Linked DNA regions of Homo sapiens: region 2 is linked to region 1. Evidence: read pairs that join two places in POLR2A ChIA-PET (ENCODE). Cell type or tissue: PC-3. All regions are shown on one strand. Links, peaks and the distances in the headings refer to the core of each region. The heading gives the core; the rest is flanking DNA.

What was found. Peaks named below come from ENCODE experiments on the same cell type or tissue, not always from the same donor. Only the 100,000 strongest peaks of a DNase experiment are listed, where the experiment ranks them.
Region 2: POLR2A ChIA-PET joins it to region 1 with 7 read pairs; 3 of 35 experiments call an interaction of 5 or more read pairs at or near these places.

What each region holds. Positions count from the first base shown.
Region 1 is chr19:7,422,123-7,430,084 of GRCh38, reverse strand. The region is part of intron 10 of ARHGEF18 (Rho/Rac guanine nucleotide exchange factor 18); the gene reads right to left. Among named protein-coding and RNA genes, the nearest start is that of ARHGEF18-AS1, 31 kb to the right of the region's middle. RefSeq lists enhancers at 1,144-1,323, 1,344-1,453, 1,904-1,953, 3,094-3,173. In PC-3, for the core only: no CTCF peak of the experiment used is centred there; a DNase peak (open chromatin) is centred at 4,884.
Region 2 is chr19:7,127,340-7,135,301 of GRCh38, reverse strand. INSR (insulin receptor) reads left to right here. Exons shown (of 22, transcript NM_000208.4): 14 at 2,985-3,144; 15 at 6,348-6,450. Among named protein-coding and RNA genes, the nearest start is that of ZNF557, 62 kb to the right of the region's middle. In PC-3, for the core only: no CTCF peak of the experiment used is centred there; no DNase peak of the experiment used is centred there.

The sequences.
Region 1 (7,962 bases), core at 2,538-6,537:
GTTATTAATGTGCGGGGAAACTGGGTGTGGGTACCATGAATATTCTCTTTTCTATCTATGCAATTTTTCTGTAAACTGAAAATTATTCCCAAGCAATAGTTTCCTTAAAAAAAAAAAAAGTATATTGAGGCACAAGTCGATTTAAAAAAAAAAAGTACTTCCAGGATGCACTGAGGCTTGTTAAACACAGCAGAGATTTTGCTAAGGCATATGCACGGGAGCGCTCTGATTTAAGAAAGAACCAGAACTCACTGGCCAGGAGACAGCACCCTCTCCGTGGCATGCATGCCACTGCCCTCTGGGCCCCTCTTGTGGGATCTTCTAGAGCCTCCTCTTATGGGTGTGGGCCCTCTCTCTGTGCCAGGGACATGAGCCCCAGCTTGGGGGGCGTCTGTGGGATGATGACTTCTCTTGCACCCTGAAATCCAATCGGCCACAGTTCTGCCTTCTGCCTGTTTATTTTTATTTATTTATTTATTTTTGAGACGGAGTCTCACTCTGTTGCCCAGGCTGGAGTGCAGTGGTGTGATCTCAGCTCACTGCAACCTCCGCCTCCCGGGTTCAAGCAATTCTCCCGCCTAAGCCTCCCGAGTAGCTGGGATTACAGGCGCCTGCCACCACACCTAGGTAATTTTGGTATTTTTAGTAGAGATGAGGTTTCACCACGTTGGCCAAGCTGGTCTCAAAAGCCTGACCTCAAGTGATCTGCCTGCCTTGGCCTCCTAAAGTGCTGGGATTACAGGCATGAGCCGCCACACCTGGCCTTCTGTTTAACGGGCTTTGGGGCTGCCCACTGGTCACTTAGCCCAGGCTGAGATCGCCGTGGGTGGCTGCCCATCCAGACTCACCCATTCTCATCCCGCCCCATCTACAGGGTCCAGACCCTCTCTGGCCTCACCTCTTGCCACATTTTGTACCCTATACCCCAACTACGCTGACATGCCATACCAGGGGGGAGCCTCAGAGCCCCCGGCCCCTCGACTCAAGGCGTCTCTCTTATCTGGCCAGCTGTGGGGCCGGGTCAGAGTCCTTCTGCATGGCGTGCCCCTGCCCTCGGGCCCGTGGCCTAGGCCTGCGGGCTTCCTTTACAGCTCACCACACTCCCGACTTTATTGCACAGCCTCGCTGCACCTTGACCTCCCTGGGAGCAAGGGTCAGGTGCTGTTCATCTCCAGGCACTGGTGTCACATCAGATCTACGTGCTCAGCCCATTGCGGCACGAGCACACAGCCATGCAGGCTACCACGGCCCTGTGGCGAAGGATGCAGTCGGGCAGGGCGGGGAGCACAGTTAGGAGAGAGATCAGGGAGGGCACCCAAAGGTTCGACCTGCAGGGGCCCAGGGTAATCTCTTTCTTGGCCATTTCACTTTCGTTTTTTCGACACAGTTTCACTCTGTTGCCCAGGCTGGAGTGCAGTGGCGTGGTCATAGCTCGCTGCAGCCTCCCACTCCTGGGCTCAAGTGATCCTCCTGCCTCAGCCTTCTGAACCATTAAAGACAACAGCCACCTTCAGGGCCATTATCTTTGGTGGGATTTTAAGTTCCACTTAAAAAAAAAAATCTCTTCAGAAGGCCAAGGTGGGAAGATCACTGGAGGCCAGGAGTTCGAGGCTACAGTGAGCTATGATCGCACCACTGCACTCCAGCTTGAGAGAAGTGAGAGTCCATTTCAGAAGAAAGAAAATCTCCATGCAACAGGCCGTGGGCTCACCAGGTTCTGCTGGAAGGTGAAGGAAGGCCATAGCCAGGAAGCAAGTGGGCGCCTGGCCCGACAGATGGGAACACAAACTACCTCGCAAAGCCAAGGGTTACTTACCCAAGAAAATTGAGTTAAAAACTGCCTGAAAAAATGCATTTTAAGCACTGCTATTTCTTAAGTGGAATTGTATGACTCTTCGACTTAGCTACCACCCACCCCCATTCAGTTTCACATAAACATGAAAATCCTTACACATTCTCAACATGACCGCAGGAATTAACTGTTGAGCTACTTTCTGGTTTTATCATCTTATTCTTCTTACTGTTTATTTAAGTTCTGTACATGTTTGCCCAGAGATTTGACTCTGTTACTCTTATTCTATTCCTTTAAAAGAGAGGTGATTTTCATTTTTTTCTCTCCCTCTTTTTCTTTTTTCTTTTTTGAGACAGAGTCTCACTCTGTCATCCAGGCTGGAGTACAGTGGCACGATCTTGGCTCACTGCAGACTGCCTCCCAGATTCGACCAATTCTTGTGCTTCGGCCTCCCAAGTAGCTGGGATTACAGGCGTGTGCCAACACACCTGGCTAATTTTTGTATTTTTAGTAGAGACAGGGTTTCACCATGTTTCTCAGGCTGGTGTTGAATTCCTGAGCTCAAGAAATCTGCCTGCCTCAGCCTCCCAAAGTGCTGGGGTTACAGGTGTGAGCCACTGCGCCCGGCCTTCTTTTTTTTTTTTTTTAGAGACAGGGTCTCCCTCTGTCATCCAGGTTGGAGTGCAGTGGCGTGATCATAGCTCACTGCAGCCTTGACCTCCTGGGCTCCAGTGATCCTCCCACCTCAACCTCCCAAGTAGCTGGAACTACAGGCAGACACTCCCACACTCGGCTGATTTTTGTATTTTCTGTAGAGACACGGTCTTGCTATGTTGCCCAGGCAGATCTTGAACTCCTTCCTGCGCTCAGGCAATCCTCCCACCTCGGCCTCCCAAAGTGCTGGGATTACAGGCGAGAGCCACCATGCCTGGCCAAGACAGCCCTTTTTTTCTGGACAATGCCTGGACACATGAAGCCCACAGACATCCCCCCTCCAGGGTACTGGGTAGACACACTTGCCGTTGGGCCCACCTTGCGAAAGTGAGGCAGCTGGGGCAACATTTGACCTCAGTGAGACTCATTTCTTCACTGGGGGCTCTCCAGGAGCCTGCGGTGAATTGGGCCCTAAAACATCCTGTGTGCGCCTTTCCTGGCAGGTTCTGCGACAGCAAAAAGGCCAGATGGAACCACATTCTTGCCTGCAGTGGGGGTTCTGGGTTTTCCCCACCTCGAGCTTACGAGAGGGAAAAAGGAGGCCAGGGTCACCTCTAACCCCAAAGTGCCTGACCTCGGCTCCTCCACCCCAAGAATTCAAACTTAACTTTCTCTGAGACTCAGAAGGCTCTGTAGAACCTTTCAACACGGCGAGGTGACCTATGATTTTAGAATATTTGACAGCATAACTAAGAACTCAAGAGTCCACAGTGAGAAACTGCATTCTCCATGGAAACCAATCGACGCCACTTTTCCTCCTGGGACCAGTCTCGTCCTAAAAGTAAGGGATGCTTCACAGTACAAAACACACTTGCTGCTAGCTGGAAATATCCACATCCTAAGGCCTTTATCCTGGTGGAAGCATTCCATTCTGAGCAAACGTTCTCTCAGCCACGGCAGCGGCATTTCTGTGACATAGGAAAATACTACGTGATTTTGCATAAGGGGAAAACTGAGGTGGAGGTGGGAAAGGCAGGCAGAGAGCTAGATTCTGGTGCCCAAATCACTAGACGTCGATTAGGTGTCTGGTGTACTACCTAAGAGTAAATTCTCATCATTCTTTGGTGCTTTTTTTCTTTTTTTTTTTTTTTTGAGACAGAGTCTCACTTTGTCGCCCAGGCTGGAGTGTGCTGGCGCAATCTCAGCTCACTGCAACCTCTGCCTCCCAGGTTCAAGCAATTATCCTGCCTCAGCCTCCTGAGTAGCCGGGACGACAGGCACGTTCCACCACGCCCGGCTAATTTTTCTATTTTTAGTAGAGACAGGTTTCATCATGTTGGCCAGGCTGGTCTCCAACTCCTAACCTCAGGTGATCCACCCGCCTCAGCCTCCCAAAGTGTTGGGATTACAGGCATGAGCCACCGCGCCCAGGTTATTCTTTGCTGCTTTTTTTCTTTTTTGAGACAGGGTCTTGCTCTGTTGACCAGGTTAGAGTGCAGTGGTGCAGTCATGGCTCACCACAGTCTCCAACTGCTAGGCTCTAGCCATCCTCCTGCCTCAGCCTCCCAAGTAGCTGGGACTATAGGCATGTGCCACCAAGCCTGGCTAATTTCCTATTTTCTTATTTTATTTTATTTTTGAGACAGGGTCTCACTCTGTTGCCCAGGCTGGAGTGCAGTGGTGCATTCATAGGTCACTGTAGCCTCGAACTCCTGAGTTCAAACAATCCTCCTGCCTCAGCCTCCTGAGTAGCTGGGACTACGGGCACACACCAATATGTCTGGCTAATTTTTATGTTTTTTGTAGAGACAGGGTGTTGCTATGTTGCCCAGGCTGGTCTTGAACTCCTAACCTCAAGCGATTCTCCTGCCTTGGTCTCCCAAAGTGCTGAGATTACAGGCATGAGCCACTGTGCCCGGCCTCTCATAATTCTTAATAAGCTTTTTTTTTTTTTTTTGAGACGGAGTCTCACTCTGTCACCCGGGCTGGAGTGCAGTGGCGCTATCTCAGCTCACTGCAACGTCCACCTCCCAGGTTCAAGCAATTCTCCTGCCTCAGTCTCCTGAGTAGCTGGGATTACAGGCACCCGCCACCATGCCTGGCTAATTTTTGTATTTTTAGTAGAGACGGGGTGTCACCATGTTGGCCAGGCTGGTCTTGAACTCCTGACCTCGTGATCCGCCCGCCTCACCCTCTCCAATTGCTGGGATTACAGGCGTGAACCACTGTGCCCGGCCCATTCTTAATAAGCTTTAACTTCAAAAGTTTGTTTTTTTTGTGGGGAAGTAGGGGGAGACCCCCACCTTTTTTCCATTGATGTAGAACGCATTTCTCTAAATGTGTAAGACCAAGCCAGAGCCCTACTCTTGTTTAATGAAGATAAGAACTAAGGTAAACTGCTATAGGTGAGTCACCTTAGGGGCATTAGAAAAAAAAAGGGCGGAACAAAGTGGAACATTCTTGGGCATAAAACCAGTTGGCTGCATGTCATGGTCTTAAAAAAGTACAAATGTGGTACAAACTCTTCATCTGCAAAGATTCCTGGCTGATAAGAAATGGCTCTCGGGAAATACTGATAAGGGCTCATGAAGAAATATCACCTATAGCACTGTTACCTGAATTTGAGCCTTTTTTTTTTTTTTCCCCGAGACGTAGTCTCACTCTGTCACCAGGCTGGAGTGCAGTGGCGTGATCTCGGCTCACTGCAACCTCTGCCTCCCGGGTTCCAGCGATTCTCCTGCCTCAGCCACCCAAGTAGCTGGGATTACAGGCACCTGCCACCATGCCTGGCAAATTTTTGTATTTTTAGTAGAGATGAGGTTTCACCATGTTGGCCAGGATGGTCCCGATCTCCTGAACTCGTGATCCGCCCGCCTCGGCCTCCCAAAGTGCTGGGATTACAGGCGTGAGCCACCGCGCCCAGTCTAAATTTGAGCCTTCTTAATGAATAGTACAAGAGTGAACTAAAATTTAAAATTAAATTAAAATCGACCAGCACTCTTACCATCACTTACAAATGTCTCTGTGCCCCCATCTTTATTGACACGGGTGTACATGTTCAGTTATAGTTGCAGGGAACACACAAGTATTTCACGTTGCTATAGACTTTGTAAGTATCGCTTTAATCGTTTCCCTGCTGTTAGACATTCGAGGCATTCCAATTTCATACAAGAGCCTCCGTGAGACGAGATTTTGGACGCAAAGGTTACAAATCCTTTCTGATGTTTAGACTTGCATTACCAAATTGCTTTTCCCAAGGACTTTGCTAATAAGTGTAACCTTGCAAGAAAATCTAGCTCAAGAAAGAAACTCCGGCCTGGGGTGGTGGCTCATGCTTGTAATCCCAGCACTCTGGGAGGCTGAGACAGGCGGATCACCTGAGGTCGGGAGTTCGAGACCAGCCTGACCAACATGGAGAAACCCTTTCTCTACTAAATATACAAAATTAGCCGGGCGTGGTGGTGGGCGCCTGTAATCCCAGCTACTCGGGAGGCTGAGGCAGGAGAATCGCTTGAACCCGGGAGGTGGAGGTTGCGGTCAGCCGAGATCACGCCATTGCACTGTCCAGCCTGGGCAAAAATAGCAAAACTCCATCTCAGAAATAAATAAATAAGTAAATAACATAAAAACCTCAAAGTGGAGGGCCACCATTTTTGATGCCACCCCAAATCAATAGTGTGTCAGTTTTCACATGGCTTGCTTCTATGAGATCCACTTCTGGGTTCACTTCTACTAGAGCCACTAGAACACACAGCTCGCTTCTATCAATACTAGATCGACTTCCTCTGTTTCCTTTCCCAAGTGTAGGGATGCGGGCTGTAGAATTAGGGGTATCTTGATACATGACATTTCTTTTCCAAAACACAGGCTTTGGCATCAGGTGGAACACGGGTTTGAATCTTATTCTGCCACGTGCTTTTTTTTTTTTTTTTGAGATAGAGTCTCTCGCCCTGTCACCCAGGCTAGAGTGCAGTGGCGCGATCTCGGCTCATTGCAACCTCTGCCTCCTGGGTTGGTTCAAGTGATTCTCGTGCCTCAGCCTCCCGAGTAGCTGGGATTACGGCCATGCATTACCACGCCCGGCTAATTTTTTCTACTTGTAGTAGAGAAGGATTTTCACTATGTTGGCCAGGCTGGTCTCAAACTCCTGGCCTCAAGTGATCCGCTCGCCTCGGCCTCCCAAAGTGCTGCCATGTGCTTTCACTACCTTTTTGATCATGGCCAATTAATGACCAGGCTCCCCTGAGATTGTTTAGTCATCTGTGCAGAAGTAATAAATGACATCCACCTCACAGGACTGTTGGGACAATTCAAGGGGGAAATAAACCTCAAGAATCTGAGAACAGAGCAAGGGGCCAACTGTTAGCTCCCTCACACCCAACCCGAATACTCAAACAGCTAACTGAAGATAGATGGGACAATATTCTCCTGAACGCAGACCGGACCGTGCAAATGGGCTCAGTAATAATCCATGAAACCCCAGCACAATGGAACGAGGAGGAACTGGGGCTTAGCTCCTCCCGGCTATTAATCCCTGAGCTGTCCAGACAGTCACTGATGACCCATGAGCCATGTTTCCAAAAAAAAATTATTTACACATCTGTTTAGAAAAGTTAAAACAGCCTGGTGGGGTAGCTTATGACTGTAATCCCAGCACTTTGGGAGGCCAAGATGGGCGGATTACTTGAGATCAGGAGTTTGAGATCAGCCTGGCCAACATGGTGAAACCCCATCTCTGCTACAAATACAAAAAGTAGCTGGGTGTGGTGGTGTGTGCCTGTAATCCCAGCTTCTTGGGAGGCTGAGGCAGGAGAATTGCTTGAACCTGGGAGGTGGAGACTGCAGTGAGCCGAGATCCTGCCACTGCACTCCAGTCTGGGTGACAGGGTGAGACTCCATCTCAAAAAAAAAAAAAAAAAAAAGAAAAGTTAGAACACATTTTGTTGTGGGACTGATGATGCGGTGTTTGAGAGGAGATCTCCAGTCCAGAGGAGCCCAGGTGATCCAGGAGGTGGTGTGTTAGCAAAGGATGATGGGATCGCCAATAGTGGGAGCTGGGGTGGCCTGAGGAGGAAGGTGAGTCATTTTGCCTGAAGGCAGGAGATCATGGGATCCTTTGCACTGGGTTTTGAGGGATGAATAGGAGGTCATTAGAAGAAAGAAGGATGAGGGAAAGTCATTCCAGGATAGGACAGTGGGCAAGGGCAGAGCCATTAACAGGGGGAATGATGGCATATTGTGGGGAAGGTGGTTACAGGACAGAAGGCTGCGCGGGGCGGGGGGGCATGGGCGGGAGCTGGGCAGACAGGCAGTGCTAGAAGAGTGTGGCCAGAGATGAAGATTAAAAGGCAGGCTGGGCGGGGCATGCGTGGCGTTTTACATGCTGCCCTACGACACTCTTCCAGAATAGGAGCCAGGGGAAGGTTTTAGGCAGGGAGAGGCATGATTAAACCTGCATTACAGAGGTAACCAGTGATAGGAGAGGCAAATGATTAGACGGGGACAGAGAGATGACA
Region 2 (7,962 bases), core at 2,166-6,165, 290 kb after region 1:
GATGCATTTCCCCTTTGTCCTGGATAGCAGCTACCTTGGGTTTCTATATTTGCTTATTTGTCCCTCTCTACTCGGTGACTCATTCCACTTGGAAGAAACTTTGGACTGGAGTTCCCTGCCCCCACCCCTGCCACCAGACTGATTTGTTTTCTTGCTGTTATTGTCACACGATAAGCATGGGGTTGTTGGCTTTTTTTTTTTTTTTTTTTTTAACATTTCTTTCTCTTCTCCACTCTCCACCCCCCTCCTAAATGTTCCAGCCCGGTTCTCTGCATGCACTATTAGCTTGGAACTGTGTCGAAAACTTTTCAGAGTTTTGGGCTCGATGCTTGCAGGTTTCATGGTCTTATTCCCAAGAGCCTCCTGTCTCTTCTCATAAGTTCTGGAATTATCTCTAGTTACGTGCTTATCACAGGGTATGTTTCCCACTTTGCAAATCTCCATTTGGGTGGATCCCAACTGTTTTATTTATTTATTTATTATTTTATTTTATGTGTTTATTTTTGAGGCAAAGTATACCACATTTTCTTTTTCTTTTTGAGACAGTCTTGCTCTGTTGCCCAGGCTGGAGTGCAGTGTCACGATCTCGACTCACTACAAACTCTGCCTCCCGGGTTCAAGTGATTCTCCTGCCTCAGCCTCTCGAGTAGCTGGGATTACAGGCGCACACCACCACAACTGGCTAATTTTTGTATTTTTAGTGGAGACGGGGTTTCACCATGTTGGCAAGGATGGTCTCAATCTCTTGACCTCGTGATCTGCCCGCCTTGGCCCCTGAAAGTGCTGGAATTACAGGCATGAGCCACCGTGCCCGGGCTTCAACTGTTTTTATAATGATTAAAAAAAAAAAAATCGAAAGGCAGCACCGTGGCAAAGAAAGAGCTTTTTTATTTGTCCTTAGACATTAAGCACATTTATCCATTTGGTTCTGATGTGACAGAGGCTGGGAGTTGCAGGGAAAGGCAGGAAATCTGGCATAGGCCCTGCAGATCCTTCATTTCCACTCTTTTCTAATTTTGCTGGATACATGGCAAAAATATTCTGCAGTGGTCTTAAGGAGAAGTTCTAGAGCCAGACAGTTCTCTTTTTTTAGTTTCTTTCTTTTTATTTATTTATTTTTTTTGAGATGGAGTCTTGCTCTGTCACCCAGGCTGGACTTAAGTGGCGCGATCTCGGCTCACTACAAGCTCCGCCTCCCGGGTTCACGCCATTCTCCTGCCTCAGCCTCCCAAGTAGCTGTAGAGCCAGACAGTTCTGAGTTCAAGAGCTGGCCCTGCCACTTTGCAGCTATGAGATCTCGGACAAACCATATAATCTCTTAAACCAGGGGTCAGTCAGTAAGCTATATCCCATAGGCTAAATGTGGCCTGCTGCCTGATTTCTAATGATTTGTGAGCTAGGAGTCACTTTTGCATTTTATTTATTTATGTATTTATTTTTGAGATGGAGTCTTGCTCTGTCACCCAGGCTGGAGTGCAGTGGCACAATCTTGGCTCACTGCAACCTCCACCTCCTGGGTTCAAGTAATTCTCCTGTCTCACCCTCCAAGTAGCTGGGATTACAGGCGTGTGCCGCCATGCCCAGCTAATTTTTGTATTTTGGGTAGAGGTGGGGGTTTCACCATCTTGACCAGGCTGGTCTCGAACTCCTGACCTCAGGTGATCCGCCCACCTCGGCCTCCCAAAGTATTGGGATTACAGGCATGAGCCACCACGCCCTGCCCACTTTTGCATTTTAAAATGATTAAAGGAAAAACAAGGAGAGACGTGAACCAAAGGGTGCAAAGTTTCAGATGGGAGGAATACGTTCTAGGAATCCACTGCTCTGTAGATGAATGGTGACTATAGCTAATAACACATATTGCAAAATGGCTAGAAGAATAGATTTTAAATGTTCTCACAACAAAGAAATAAGTACATGAAGTGATGAGGATTTAATTAGCTTGTTTTAATCATTCCACAATTTATACTGTAACATAACTTTACACTGTACCCCATACGTGTACACAACTATTATTTTTATTTTTGTTTATTTATTTTAGAGACAGGGTCTAGCTCTGTCACCCAGGCTGGAGTACGGTGGAGCCTTCATAGCTCACTGCACCCTTGACCTCCTGGGCTCAAGTGATTCTTCCGCCTTAGCCTCCTGAGTAGCTGGGACTACAGGTGCGAACCATCGTGCCCGGCTAATTGTTCTATTTTCTGTGGAAATGGGGTCTGGCTATGTTGCCCAGGTTGGTCTCTAACTCCTGGGCTCCAGCAATCCTCCCTTCACGGCCTCCCATAGGGCTGGGATTACAGGCACGAGCCACTGTGCCTGACCTATAATACTGTTGTCAATTAAAAATAAAACAAATGATTTTTAGAAAGATAATATTATGGAAATTAATATTAATAGAAAATAGATAATAGGGCTGGGAGCTGTGGCTCACGCCTGTAATCTCAGCACTTTGGGAGGCCGAGGTGGGCGGATCACTTGAGGTCAGGAGTTTGAGACCAGCCTGGCCAACATGGTAAAACCCTGTCTTTACTGAAAATACAAAATTAGGCAGGCGCGGTGGTGAGCGCCTGTAATCCCAGCTACTCGGGAGGCTGAGGCAGGAGAATCACTTGAACCCGGGAGGCAGAGGTTGCAGTGAGCCGAGATTAAGCCATTGCGCTCCAGCCTGGGCAACAAGAGTGAAACTCCGTCTGGAAAAAAAAAAAAAAGGAAAAGAAAAGAAACCATCAGGGTTTAATGCTCAGCTTCTGGCTTAGGAAGTCTGGCTCTTACCGATAATGATAACCTCTGCATATATCTTTATCCATAGCACTATGGTTATAAAATTCTGCAATTCTCAAAGTCGCTTATGTGTCTTAGTCTGTGCTTTGCTGCCTTGGCGTCATTTCTGAGCAGGATCCTGGCTGTGAGCTCCCTGCGAGGGGTGGACACTCCCAGATGTGCAAAGCTCAGCCACCCTCCTTCTCCTCCTCTCTTCCTCCCAGGAGCTGCATCTCTGCGTCTCCCGCAAGCACTTCGCTCTGGAACGGGGCTGCAGGCTGCGTGGGCTGTCACCGGGGAACTACAGCGTGCGAATCCGGGCCACCTCCCTTGCGGGCAACGGCTCTTGGACGGAACCCACCTATTTCTACGTGACAGACTATTGTAAGTCTCCATGGCAGCCTCAGCTGACTGGGGCTGTGCTTAGCACTGAGCATGGTGGGACATTGCAGGGGATGACTTGGAGAGGCCGCAGGTGCTGGCCCTGGCCTTGACTCTCAGGCCTATCAGCTGCTGCGGTGCTTGCCCTCTTTGATCCTGCACTTTTTTTTTTTTTGAGATGGAGGCTTGCTTTGGAGTGCACTGGCACAATCTCAGCTCACTGTAGCCTCCGCCTCCCGGGTTCAAGTGATTCTCCCACCTCAGCCTCACAGTAGCTGGGACTACAGGTGCCCACCACCACGCCCGGCTAATTCTTGTATTTTTAGTAGAGATGGCATTTCACCATGTTGGCCAGGCTGGTCTCAAACTCCTGACCTCAAGTGATCCACCCGCCTCGGCCTCCCAAAGTGCTGGAATTACAGGCATGAGCCACCATGCCTGGCCTGATCCTGCACTTAAAAAAAAAAAAAAAAGTTTCAGAGGTACCTGTGCAGTTCATTATATAAGTAAATTGTGGCTGGGCACGGTGGCTCACACCTGTAATCCCAGCACTTTGGGAGGCCGAGGCGGGCAGATCACAAGGTCAGGAGATCGAGACCATCCTGGCCAACATGGTGAAACCCCATCTCTACTAAAAATACAAAAATAAATTAGCCAGGCATGGTGGCGGGCGCCTGTAGTCCCAGCTACTCAGGAGGCTGAGGCAGGAGCCTCAGGAACCCGGGAAGCAGAGCTTGCAGTGAACCGAGATCGTGCCACTGCACTCCAGCCTGGGCAACACAGTGAGACTCTGTCTCAAAAAATAAAATAAAATAAGTAAATTGGGTGTTGTTGGGGGTTTGCTGTACAGATAATTTTGTCACCCATGTAATCAGCATAGTACCTGATAGGTCGTTTTTTGATCCTTTCCCTCTTCTCACCCACCACTCTCAAGTAGGCACCTGTGTTAGTCTGTACTTACACTGCAATAAAGAAATACCTGGCCGGGCACAGTGGCTCACACCTGTAATCCCAGCACTTTGGGAGGCCGAGGTGGGCGGATCACTTGAGGTCAGGAGTTCGAGACCAGCCTGACCAACATGGTGAAACCCCATCTCTACCCAAAAATACAAAAATTAGCTGGGCATAGTGGTGTGCACCCGCAGTCCCAGCTACTCAGGAGGCTGAGGCAGGAGAATCACTTGAACCCGGGAGGCGGAGGTTGCAGTGAGCCGACATCACGCCACTGCACTCCAGCCTGGGTGACAGAGTGAGACTCTGTCTCAAAAAATAAAAAAGAAAGAAAGAGTGAAAGAGAGAGAGAAGAAAAAGAAAAAGAAAGAAAAGGAAAGAAAGAGAGAAAAAGAGAGATAAAAGAAAGAAAAAGAAAGAAGAGAAGAGAGAGAGGAAGAGGAAGAGGTCTGAGACTGGGACTCAGTAATTTATAAAGAAAAGAGGTTTAATTGGCTCCCAGTTCTGCAGGCAGTACAGGAACCATGATGCTGGCATCTGCTCAGCTTCTGAGGAAGCCTCAAGAAACTTTCAATCATGGTGGAAGGTGAAGTGGGAGCAAGGTGTTAAGACGGGGAGATGGTGCTACACACTTCTTAAACAACCAGATCCCATGAGAACCCACTTATTATACAGTACCCAGTAGGGATGTTGCTAACCCATTAGAAACCGCCTCCATGATCCAATCACCTCCCACCCGGCCACTCCTCCAACATTGGGGATTACATTTCAACAAGAGCTTTGGGTGGGGACACAGATCCAAACCATAGCAGTCCCGGTGTCTACTGTTCACTTCTTTCTGTCCATGTGTGGTCAGTGTCTCACTCTCACTTATGGGTGAGAACATGAGGTAGTTGGTTTTCTGTCCCTGTGTTAATTCAGTTAGGATAATCACCTCCAGCTCCATTCATGTTGCTGCAAAGAACATGATCTCATTCTTTTTCATGGCTGTGTAGTATTCCATGGTGTGTATGTATCACATTTTCTTTATCTGGCAATCCTGCACTTCCTCATCTGTACATGGAGATAATAACAGAACCACTTCAGGAGGTGGAGGGACATTTTAATGACACAAATGTTAAGTGCCTGGCACCTGTTGCTAGTGTCTCCATCTTTGTTACTAGAGTTTTTTGGCTAGATGAGGTGGCTCACACCTGTAATCCCAGAACTTTGGGAGGCTGAGGCAACAGGATTGCTTGAGGACAGGCATTAGAGACCAGCCTGAGCAACATAGCGAGACTCTGTCTCCACAAAAAAATACAAAAATTAGCCAGCTATGGTGGTGCATGCTTGTAATCCCAGGTACTTGGGAGGCTGAGACAGGGGGATCACTTGGGCCCAGGAATTTGAGGTTGCGGTGAACTGTGATTGTGCCACTGTACTCCAGCCTGGGTGACAGAGTAAGACCCTGTCTCTAAAAAATAAAAATTAAAAGAAGTTTACATCTGTCAAAAGTCATGCTGGGATCGGGACTAGCTATGTAATTTGCAAGACCCAGTGAACAATGAAAATGCAGAACTCCTTGCTTTAAAATTATTAAGAATTTGGCCGGGCACGTTGGCTCACGCCTGTCATCCCAGTACTTTCGGAGGCTGAGGCGGGAGGATCACCTGAGGTCAGGAGTTTGAGGCCAGCCTGGCCAGCAAGGTGAAACCCTGTCTCTATTAAAAATACAAAAATTAGCCGGGTGTGGTGGTGCATGCCTGTAGTCCCAGCTACTTGGGAGGCTGAGGCAGGAGAATCACTTGAACCCGAAAGGAGGAGGTTCCAGTGAGCCGAGATCGTGCCACTGAACTCTAGCCTGGGTGTCAGAGCAAGACTCTGTCACAAAAATAAGTAAATAAATAAAAATTAAAATAAAATGAATAAGCATTTCAGAGGGGCAACAGCAGAGCATTAAACTGACAGAAAAGGGTCCTGCATCCACTGCCTGAGATGTGGGAGGGATGGAAATGAGCAGTGATTTGGGGCAGGGGTGGGGAAGAGTGTGCTTCCAGAATACTGACCTCTGAGCCCACTGCCTGGTCCCACTGCACCTACGGGACTGTTTCGGGACTGCTGGAAAATCAGGATGTGGAAGAGCAGCAGAGAGGTTTATGGACAAGGGAGGGAAGGAACAGGGTGGCCCACCCATTCCAGGAGTGGATGTGATTTTTGATGTGAACTTTGTTGGAAACACATTGATATGAAACATATATTTTCTTATTCTATTTCAGTAGACGTCCCGTCAAATATTGCAAAAATTATCATCGGCCCCCTCATCTTTGTCTTTCTCTTCAGTGTTGTGATTGGAAGTATTTATCTATTCCTGAGAAAGAGGTGAGTTCAGTGAGTTCAGTGGTGTGCTGGGAACAGTTGGTTCTCTGGGGGAAAACATGCCTTGATATAGGTATAGGCATATTTAAGTTTATTATGAATTTTGCTGATATAGGATGTGTAACATGCAATTTACAGATAATTGTCATAATATGATATACACAACTCTTTATTGTAAATTCCCTCTAGACAGTTGATTCTCACAGAATGTTTTTATTGATTTTTTTTTTTGCCCAAACCTTTATATCCGAAGCTAACCTATTATTGCAATTGATAAACAAGTAAAGCTCCAATGTGAATGTTGATTAATTTTTCAAAATTTACATTAAGGAGTAGGACTTGACTGGGCACAGTGGCTCACACCTGTAATGCTAGCACTTTGGGAGGCCAAGGCGGGTGAATCACCTGAGGTCAGGAGTTTGAGACCAGCCTGGCCAACATGGTGAAACCTCGTCTCTACTAAAAATACTAAAAAATTAACCGGGCATGGTGGTGGGCGCCTGTAATCCCAGCTACTCAGGAGGCTGAGGCAGGAGAATTACTGAACCCTGGTGGCGGAGGTTGCAGTGAGCTGAAATCGCACCATTGCATTCTAGCCTGGGCGACAGAGGGAGACTCCGTCTCGGGAAAAAAAAAAAAAGTAGGACAAAACTGAAATAAGACATATATGTTCATCAGTGATATGAGTGACGTCTTTGCTGAGTCAGATGGTAATTTTTAAATATCAGAAGAACATTTTGTGCCACATGCAACATCACAGTTGCAGACATGACACGCTTTTAAGTTTAATCTACATGATTAAACATTTTTCTCAGCTGGGCACGGTGGCTCACACCTGTAATCCCAACACTTTGGGAGGCCGAGGCGGGCGGATCATGAGGTCAGGAGTTCGAGACCAGCCTGACCAACATGGTGAAACCCCGTCTCTACTAAAAATACAAAAATTAGCAAGGTGTGGTGATGTGCGCCTGTAATCCCAGCTTCTCAGGAGGCTGAGGCAGGAGAATCGCTTGAACCCAGGAGGCAGAGGTTGCAGTGAGCCGAGATCGCACCATTGCACTCCAGCCTGGGCAACAGAGTGAGACTTTGTCTCAAAAACAAAACAAAACAAAAAAATATTTTTCTCATCACTTTCTCAAGCCTGGACAAACAACAGAACAACAAATCCAGTCCTGAGTTATAGCATTTGCCAGTTTCTGTAATGTAAATATTCCCAGGATGTCTAAATTCAAGCTGTAGACATAATATTACTGAGTGCAGTGTTAGAAAGAGATACATAATAGCTCCCCATTGAATCCACCCTATGGATACAATATGGTGTATAAATGATATAATGTAAATAACCTCAACTGCATTGATCATATTTAAATGTAGTATGAGAGTTAGGAAGTGATGAGTTTTGAACATGTATTGTCTTTGCTTTTAGGATAATTTATTTAATTGTAAGCCTCTATAATTTATATTTTTTGTTCTATTTGGAAGGCATTGTACAATTTAATCTTTAATGATGCTTGT